Linked DNA regions of Homo sapiens: region 1 is linked to region 2. A link is a contact called in ENCODE Hi-C or POLR2A ChIA-PET data. All regions are on one chromosome and are shown on one strand. Each heading gives the region's core, a stretch centred on a gene start or an enhancer-like site at or near the end of the contact. The rest is flanking DNA. Distances are from core to core; before and after follow the strand shown. Region 1 overlaps LINC03099 (long intergenic non-protein coding RNA 3099). Region 2 has its middle 4.6 kb from the start of LINC01283.

The links. Hi-C counts contacts between places; a loop is a spot of excess contacts on that map. ChIA-PET counts read pairs that join two places held with the same protein, here RNA polymerase II (POLR2A). Pooled maps may share reads with other maps.
Region 1: a pooled map shows a loop between it and region 2 (5-fold over the local background). The contact joins two enhancer-like sites. A Hi-C loop is called at or near these places in 6 of 50 pooled maps. POLR2A ChIA-PET finds 5 or more read pairs at or near these places in 3 of 52 experiments (WTC11 and activated T-cell).

What each region holds. Positions count from the first base shown.
Region 1 is chrX:40,264,049-40,268,606 of GRCh38, forward strand. The region is part of intron 1 of LINC03099 (long intergenic non-protein coding RNA 3099); the gene reads left to right. Among named protein-coding and RNA genes, the nearest start is that of LINC03099, 3.4 kb to the left of the region's middle. RefSeq lists enhancers at 3,783-3,882, 3,913-3,962. Within about 2 kb of position 3,128, at least 26 of the 41 ENCODE cell types and tissues checked have a DNase peak (open chromatin) inside an H3K27ac peak, as active enhancers do.
Region 2 is chrX:39,436,878-39,442,038 of GRCh38, forward strand. No RefSeq gene overlaps it. Among named protein-coding and RNA genes, the nearest start is that of LINC01283, 4.6 kb to the left of the region's middle. RefSeq lists enhancers at 3,396-3,675, 3,766-3,815. Within about 2 kb of position 3,439, at least 4 of the 41 ENCODE cell types and tissues checked have a DNase peak (open chromatin) inside an H3K27ac peak, as active enhancers do.

The DNA of each region.
Region 1 (4,558 bases), core at 1,878-4,377, 830 kb after region 2:
ATGGGTTTTGGAGTCAGGGAGATTGGGGTTTACCAGCCATGTGCCCTTGGATGTGTTCTTTAACCTCTCTGAACCTTAGTTTCCTTATCTGCAAAATGTAGGCATGGTGGCAGGCACACAGCCTCCCTTCCAACCTCGTCCTATGGTGCCCCCATGGTCTGCAGAGACTGGAAGGCTAAAAACTGGATTTCCCAGACACCTTTGCAGCTGGGACTGTGGATGAGAATTCAGTTTCACCAGTTAGATGCAATCGTGTGAAGTCTGGCTGTACCTGCTAGAGGTGTGTGTGTGTGTGTGTGTGTGTGTGTGTGTGTGTGTGTAACAACATTCTAGTGTTTGCTCAGTTACCGGCTTTGTGGGTGTTGAGAGGGGTTGTGGTGGCAGTGGCTTCCTGATCCTTGGATCGCAGCTATGGTAGTGCACTCTGGAAATCTACATTTCTAGAGGCAGGCTCCCTCACGCCTCACCTTCCTGATGGTGGCAGAGATGGCAGTAGTCTTGGCAGACCAGTTCAGTGGTGTTGTTTTGGGAGTCCAGAGACTGCTCCTCCTGCACCCTTCCAATAATTTTGTCAGCACCTAATTTCCTGTGTTAAATCTCTTCTTGCTTAAAATAGCTGGAGAGGTTCTCTCTTCCCTGCAATTGAACTCCAACTGCTGTCAGGGTAACCCCCATTTGCTCATTGATGGAATGAAATGAGATGGTAAAGCCCTTTATGTATGCTAGGTGTTTTTCTTTTTCTTTTTTCTTTTTGAGGCGGAGTCTCGCTCTGTCGCCCAGGCTGGAGTGCAGTGGCACTATCTCGGCTCACTGCAAGCTCCACCTCCTGGGTTTAGGCCATTCTCCTGCCTCAGCCTCCCGAGTAGCTGGGACTACAAGCGCCCACCACCACGCCCGGCTAATTTTTTGTATTTTTAGTAGAGACTGGGTTTCACTGTACTAGCCAGGATGGTCTCAATCTCCTGACCTCGTGATCTGCCCGCCTCGGCCTCCCAAAGTGCTGGGATTACAGGCGTGAGCCACGGCGCCCGGTCTGCTAGGTGTTTTACAAAAACGGGTCTCTTTTTTCAGAGGTGACTAAATGTGATAGAAACCCTGTGACAAGCCACCCTAATTTGTACAAGCTCTCAGCCAGTTGTTTTACATACAGTTGTTGGGGCAGGAAACAACCTGAAAGAATTCAGATTGAGTGGGTCGCCTGCTTTCAAAGGCTCATCAGGTCCTTGTACTTATTCAGGGGGAGTTCTGCCTCCCTGCCTACCATTAGAGCAATGACTGGCACCACAGGCATGGCACAGGCAGCTGGGAAAGGTGACAGGCTTCCTGGTGTGAGCCCAGAAGGTCAGCTGCCAGAGATCCTCCCCCGTCTGTGACTGTGCTCCACCATGATCGTTACTAGTTCGTGTTGAAGTGCACTGTTTAGGCTGGGCGTGGTAGCTCATGCCTGTAATCCCAGTACTTTGGGAGGCCGAGGTGGGTGGATCACTTGAGGTCAGGAGTTCCAGACCAGCCTGGCCAACATGGTGAAACCCCGTCTCTACTAAAAATACAAAAATTAGCTGGGTGCGATGGCTCACACCTATAATCCCAGCACTTTAGGAGGCAGAGGCAGGCAGATTACTTGAGGCCAAGAGTTCGAGACCAGCCTGGCCAACATGGTGAAACCCTGTCTATACTAAAAATACAAAAATTAGCAGGGGTGGTGTCATGCGCCTGTAGTCCCAGCTACTCAGAAGGCTGAGGCAAGAGAATTGCTTGAACCCGGCAGGCGGAGGTTGCAGGGATTGCGCCACTGTACTCCAGCCTGGGCAACAGAGCGAGACTCCGTCCCCGCCCCCCCCAAAAAAATTTAGCTGGGCGTGGTGGCGTGCACCTCTAATCTCAGCTACTTGGGAGGCTGAGGCAGGAGAATCGCTTAAACTCGGGAAGCGGAAGTTGCAGTGAGCAGAGATGGTGCCACTGCACTCCAGCCTGGGTGACAAAGCAAGACTCTGTCTCAAAAAAAAAAAAAAAAAAGCACGTTGTTTAATTCCTGACTCCTCCCCCAGTTAATCTCCACTTGATATTTACAAAACCTTCCCTTCCCCTCCCATGAAGAACAGGCTGACAAAGGATCTTGCTTTCTGTGGTGAAGAATGTTCTCATGGCCATGGCATTGGCCGCCTGAGTTAAGAGTTTCGAGAGAAAACAACTGAGAGGATGTAAATTGTACAGGGACAGGTTGCTTGGGGAGAAGTTCAAAAGACAAGGCTGGGCTTGGAGGACTGGGCCACCCGTGCAGAAGGGCGCTGGGTGCCGTGAAAGGAGAGGAACAGAACTGGAGAAAGGGTGTGAAAGTAAAGGGGGGATCTTGGAAAGCCCCCCCCACCCTGTTCAGTGGACAGAATGCTTCTCTCCCCTCATAGATCCAACTCCCTCATCTTCCCATCTCACCCTCTTGCTGTCATTCGATTTTCTGCCACAAAATGGGGACCCTCTGTGGAGTGAGGAACCAGGCAGGTGGCCCAGGGGGCCGCCAAGCTGGGTGGAAGCTGGTCTGGGGTTGGCTGCCAGAACAATCCAGGCTCCACTCCAGCCCATCAGGGGGCTTGAGGCTGGGTGGGTGAGATAAACTGTTTCAGTGGTTTTCAGGAGCCCTAATCAATTGCGAGGCAGAGCAAAGCCCTCTGCGGACAGATAAAGCCAGTCCTGCGTCGGTGCCCAGTTGGAGTTTGTGTGGTTTGAACTTTTGTGTGGTTTGGACAAGTTCGCCGGGTTTTGCTGGGGCGGTTTATTCTGTTTCCAAACTGCAGTAGAGGGAGGCAAACGGCCCTTGGACCCTACAAGCCACTCCTGAAATACGATAGGTGGCCTGTCCTCTCTCCCGCATGGTCCCAAAGGCTCAGGGAAGAGAGGCAGGGCAGGTGCGGGCCATACCCCGCCCTCCTGGTTCCCGCCGGTGGCTCCGGGTGTAGACATTTCTAGAAACGCTCCCCTGCCCAAGGCTGGCTAGACCTTCGCGTTGGGGAGCTGAGCTGCTGCAGGTTTGATTGTCTTCCCCTGCTTCCAAACTAGAAAGACGAATGCCCACTTTCGGATTCCATCTTCTGCCGCGGACGCATCCGGGACGCGCAGCCGCCCGGCGCAGAGGAAGCCCGGGACGCTGGGGACACCGCCTGGAGCCTCCGCGCATAGCACCGGGGCGTTTTTTCCTTCCAGCTGGAGGCTTCCCATTTAACCTCTAAGGTGCCAGAAGATCCGGATCCCTCGCGGGCAGGCCTTTGGCTGGCTCCGGGCTAGGCTGGGACCCCAGATCCCAGTGCCGCTGGCGAGCACTCGGCGTGCAGATGTCTGGGGGGCTGTGCGCGGGAGAGGAAGTCTGCCCAACGAGGTGGACGGACACTGGGCCCGCGGGGACCCATCTGACAACGCCCGGTCCCCAGGGAAGCCTGTGCGAGCCTGCGGGGGACCAGGGCAAAATAGAATCAGGAACATGTGTTGTTTGGGAGGGAAGCTGGGGCGCATGGCATGTCTCAATAGTGCTGGCACCCTCCAGGGACCTTCCTGCTTCCACAGAAGGTGGGGACGGGGAGGCGAGCATGGAGAGAGAGAAAGGGAAGTGGGAAGAAATTGGTCACGGAGGAAGCTATTTTTATGCTTTGCTACAGCTGCGTGCGTTTCTCTGACCAACTAGGCAGCGAAAATTAGACCGGCTCCGGCTGAAAACAGGCCCTAAACTTCACGGGGGTTGGGGGTAGTGGGACACGCGCAGGAAAGGGAAGGAGAGGGGGAAATCCCCATGGATCTGGCAAACCCCAGTGTCCCGGAAGCTGTCAATGCGCAGAGAACAAGCTCCCCTGCCCTCCCCGACTCCAGATGCCTCAACCTTCACCTTGGATGTCAGAGGCATCCTTTCCCCTCTGTGTGACATCTTGGGCATGACACAGCCAAGACTGAGGGTTAGTTCATCAGTGTCTTCTGCTTTTAGGCCTCAGAGGACTTATCCTTTTTGGCAGGGGACCAGACCTCCTGGGTGGCCTCCATCACCACTAAGTCACTTGGGCACCTGGAGAAATGGCAAAGGTCCCAAACAGGAAACCAAGATTGGGAAGTGAGGGCCCTAGAATTAGAATCTTTTGGGGTCTATGATTGTCTAGGTCAGCAGTTCCCAAAGTGTGGTCTGAGGATCCCTGTGGTTCCCTGAGCCCTTTTCAGACTGTCCTTTTCTAACTGCAAAGCTCCATTAGGCTGGATTTTCTTCAACCAAAACAATGTATCACAACGCATTGGATGCCCAAGCCCCTATGAGGAAGCAGCTGTTTTCAATTAAGCCAGATATTAAAGAGGTTTGCAAAAATGTAAAAACGATGCCACTTTTCTCCCTAAACTTTTTTGTTTGTTTTGGAAAATACGGTTATTTTTTAATAAAATTGTGCTATCGATGTTACCATGTATTTTATCCATTGCTGTGTAACAAGTTACCCCCAAAACTTAGTGGCTGAAAACAACAGACATTTATTATCTCACACAGTTTCTGTGGGTCAGGAATCTGGGAGCAGCTTAGCTGGGTGGTTCTGGC
Region 2 (5,161 bases), core at 2,189-4,688:
AAGTTGAGATTTTGGTGGGGACACAGCCAAACCCTATCAATACGCATTTCATGTTATTTATTGCAATATTCTTTGAACTTTCACCCTGTCAGAGAATGAATTGAACCAGAGTTGATGTTTTAAAATTTGCACAGATGTTTTCATGAACTATCATGAATCACCTTCCATCATGTTTACCTACTGTAGGATGATGAGATGATGTTGCGTAGGGGTGGGAAGGAACAGGACATGGGCCCCACTGCTGCCCTCTTTCCTTGCTGTCCTTACCCTCAGAATTCTCACTGTGCTCTCTTCAGTGACTTTGCTCATGCCAGCCCTGCCATTAGAGCTGCCTTTTCACTGCATATAACAAGCAGGTGGGTAACTAATCACCTTCAAAAACGTAGTGGCTTAAAACAACAATCATTTTATTATGCTCAGAGATTCTGTGGGTCAGAAATTCAGACATGGCATGGCAAAGATGGTTTATTTCTGCTATAGGATGTTTGAAGCCTCATCTGGGAAGACTCAAGCCTAAGGATGACTTGCAGCTGGGGAGTGCAATCTGGAATCACCTGAGGGTTCCTAGTCCCATGTCTGATTCCTGGGTTGGGAGGACTCAAAGACTGCCAGGCAGACACCTACAGAAGGAAGTCCACATAGCTTGGGCTTCCTCACAGCATGGTGGCCTCAGAATAGTTAGGCTTCTTACATAGCAGCTCAGAGCTCATGGGCCTCCTATGCAAGTGATTTAGCAAATAAGGGGGAAGCTGCATGGCCATTTTATGGTCCAGTCTCAGCATCATTTCCCTTGGATTCTATTGATTGAAGCAGTCATAAACCGACCACTCCATATTCAAGAAGGGACATAGACCCCCACCTCTCAATGGGAGGAGGGTCAAGGACACCTTATAGAAGAGTCTGTGGCTCAAGGGATATTGCTGGCTGTCGTCTTTGGAAAATAGTCTGTTAGTCTGACCTCTGACCACAATTCATAGAATCCTACCCAACTTTCCTTGCCTAGATCAAGCCTCCTCCTCCAGGAAGCCTTCTCTGATTACCAAAGTCCACCTTAACTCCTATTTTCTGTGTATCACTTCTATTTAATATCACAGAGCAGTCGTAGTATTAATAGTAATAGTACAGCTAACGTTTTGAGGCATTGAAAACTAATTTAGATTAACTCGTGAAATCATCAAGACAATCCCTTAAGATAGGGGCTCCTACTATCACCCTTTTATAGTTGAAGAACGTGAAGCCCAGAGAAGTTAGATTACTTGTCAAAGTCACACAAAGCCAGAATTTGAACTCAGGCAATCAGCCCCAGAGTCTGACCTCTGCCCCTCCTCCTATTCTGCCTCTCAGTAGCTCTTACTGATCATAGTTCATTTTTCCCCCAGCCAGACTGAAACAGCTACAACCCTTGGCCACAGTCCCTGAAACGGTGCTAGACTCACTCACATTCTCATTGAGGGATTTCTAAATGGATGTACATTAGTGCCAGCAAGCCCCTACCCCAGAACTGAACACGTTCCTAAGAGCCAGTGTGCATGCTTGTGCAGGTGGCCTGCTGACTCCAGCCTGGCCGAGCCGGGAGGACAGACATTATTTGCAAAATATGTAAAAAGCTTCAAGAGAATCATTCTACTCCAGACCACTAGAGTAGGGCAAGCACTGAGGACTGGTGGCCAACAGGGATGTCTGAAGTACCGACATAAACACCCCCAAAAAGCCAAAGGTAAAATTACTTTGCTAGATGGAGAAGTACAAATTTGGATTTCAAGATGGTTTTAATTCCGGGCTCTGGGAGTTTTGGGGACTGAGTTGAGTGAAAGAGAGAGAGAAATGATTTAGAACCACAGAGTTTTTATGGGCGGTGGGGTCTCTTTCAGCCTGAGCAGACAGATTGAGAAATCTGTAAACAACCAAGGAGCAAGCCCAGAGATAGAGAGCATGGTCTAACAGGCAGAGGGATAATAGCACTCAAGTCAAGGGAGGCCCTGAGCCACAAGAAAATGATTCAGGGCATAACAGACTGAGCCTGGGTGCTTTATATCTGAACAAAAGCATTCCACGTACATGCAAAAGTGACTTCCGAAAAAGAACAGGTTTTTCTAACTGGCCCTTCTAGCCTATAAATTTTGTTTCAACTTTGGCCTCTGGGGCAACCCAAAGTCAAACACCCTTTCTTGTATAAGGCTACCCATGCCACTATCTGCTGCCCAGGGCATGCTTCAGACCTTTATCTTGAAGCCACATTGCCCTGTAAGAGCCCATCTTAGAAAGGCAGTGGGGGGCATTCAATATTAAGCAGAATATTGATGATTCTTGGCTGCCAACTGTCTGAAAGTGTGTTTTCTGTCAGCTCCAGCCAGTGTGTCATTCTGAAAAAGCAAAGAACGCCGAGGGCAGTGACTTCATGACCTTAGGCCATGGATGCTGGAAGAAATGCAGAGGTGGGCAGATAAATTTATCATCCTTAATGGGCTACCTAATTCCTTGGGGAAAAAATGAAGGAGCCACCAGTGACATGCCCCAGGCAGCAGATGGCAGCGTGGGCAGCCTTTTACAAGGGAGGGTGTCTGAGTTTGGGTTGCCCCAGAAGCCGACCCCAAAACAAAGAAATGAATGCAAATAGTTTATTTGAGAAATGCAAGAAACACTGGTAGCGGAGTAGGAAAATGAGACAGGTAACGAAAGGGAGCCAGTCAAAGGTGCATTATCAAGTTGGCTGGCACGGTGGGCAACTGGAGTTTAATCCCACTGGGGAAACTAGGAACTAGAGAGACCAGTGCTTCTCAAGCTGTCTGGGGAAAGTACCAGGTTGTCTGCTGTTGTTATCAATCCATTATAAGTGGATACTTTTGTAAAAATACAATTAAAATGTCACAGCAATGTCAAATTGCTATAAACGTTCGTAAACGCCAACTTTCCATTTGTGTATGTACCTTGAAATGTACAAGCAATAAACATTTCACAGCTTGTCAAGGGCCTGGAGACCACACTTCAAGTAGCACTGGTGGAGAACGCACAACCTTATCCAAGTTATCTCATTCATGGAGCTGGGCTGTTTATACACTAGCTTGCAATAGTCATGTAATTCTTTCATGTGCACGGGCAGTGTGGTGGTCCACAGTTTCTAGAAAGCCATCAGGCAAAGAGACACACACACTGGCAGTTAGGAGTCAGCCTGAACAGGCTGAGGGAACAGGGCGGGGCACCGACAGCATATAGAGGCGCCCACCCTGTCGGTGTCCTTATCTTGCCCCTGTTAGCAACACTCTAGGACTTAAGATGAGGGCAAGGCAGAGGCCAGATGAGTGTATCCTGAAAGCTGGGAGATCTGGAGCCCAAATTCAGGACTTCCCTATGGCTAGTTGTAAAAGGAGGGGGAATATTGGGTGGATTCTACTTTAGCTGCCTGGCCTAGCATCAGAATTCAGCTCTTATAAAAACAGCTAAGCCACTGTTAAAAGAAAACCAAAACCAAAACCATCCCAGCACCCGGTCAGCATTGATAACAAACACAGAGGGGCTTTTTTGCCTGACCGCAGTGCAGGTTGTTGTTTGGTTTGCTCCTGCCTGGAGCTTGTGCTTCACAGGCTTCTTTTGCAGGCTTGTTTTCCAGGGGACCTGGCAGCTATTTCTGACTGTGCGATAAACTCATGGCCTGCAAGATGGAGGCAGGAGGTGACTGCAGTCTCGGTGAAGGGGATTAAGGGATTGAAAAGTTTATCTGGGCTGCCCAGCAGCCCTCGGGAAGACAGACCAGCCTGGTCTCTCTACAGTCACCATCACTAGGGCTGACTGCCATTTTCAGGGCTCAAGAGAAGATGGGGATAAGAGTAATATTAAAATAATGACGATATCTGGAATGGACACCTTCAGACTCCACCTGGGCAGTGACTTTGGGCTGGGTCCTTTACATGCACTATTTCATGGTCCCAGGAACAGTTCTGAGGAGTGTGTTACAGTGACTAGAAGTGACATCACCCATGTCACACTGCTTGGGTCTGGATGCCAGATCTCCCATCTCAGAGCTGAGTGATTTAATGTGCTTCAGTTTCCTCATCTGAGGTTCTACCTCTCTCCTTGAGTTGTTGCTGTATTAAATGTGCTAATCTCTGTGACATGCTTAGAGTAAGGTGAGGCATGGAGTTAGTATCCAGCACTCATGCAGTCCTCAGTCCCAGGCCCTGTGGGGAAGTGACCAGTAGCAGGTTGGCTGGGCCCCCTGCTGCTGAAACACAATTTTACTGCTGTCATGCTGATGGTAGCCAAAGAAAGGAATGTGATTAAGACTTTCCATTTTCTGCTGTTGGCACTCTGTACTGCTACTCCTTCTAAGGCTACCTGGGAAATGTATGACTACAGCCTTGAAGGCCACTAGGGTTTTCACCTCAGGGAACAGACCCCTGGGTTGTGGTCATTTCCTTAACCTCCTTGAGTGATGTTTCTCCCCGACTGTCCTCACATGCAGTTAGCTGTATAGGGTGCCCAAGAGGATGATGGGGTGCAAACCACTCCCAGATTAGGTATGATAAAGGTTAAAAGGCTCACAAATCTGCCTTATCCAGTCCAGAATGACACAAAATCCAGGACTTTGTAATCATTTCCAGTTTCCTAATTAGTTCACCCTTCTTTCCAGCCATGATTCAGGTTGCCAGAGAAAATACAAGATGCCCAGGTAAATTTGGATTTCCAATAAACAATGATTTTTTAGTATAAATATGCCCAAACAACAATTTTTAGTGTAAGTATGCCCCCAATATTGCACAGAACTTACACTAAAAATGTATCTGTTGTTTATCTAAAATTCACATGTAAATGGGAGTCCTGTATTTATTTGTACATCTGGCAGCCCTTGTCCAAGGTCGCAGAAGCATCTCTCAGTATCATCAGAAAAACCTGGTGTCCCCTTCTGCATCAGGTTAGGTATCTCATAAAGGACTTAGATGCAGGTGGTTTGACTGGGAGGTGATCCCAGGAAGCACAGCAAGGAATCAGGGAAGTGAGGCAGGGAAGTGAGGGAAGCAAATAAAAGAGGTGTTAATGAGGACATTACCCCTGTGGGCAGCTGGGGCTCAATCCCTCCAGAGAATCTTCCAGAAACCCAGTGCAACATGCCTTAGAATTGTCCCGTCTGGGGACAGGGAGACTGGGTATTTACCTACTGTATTAG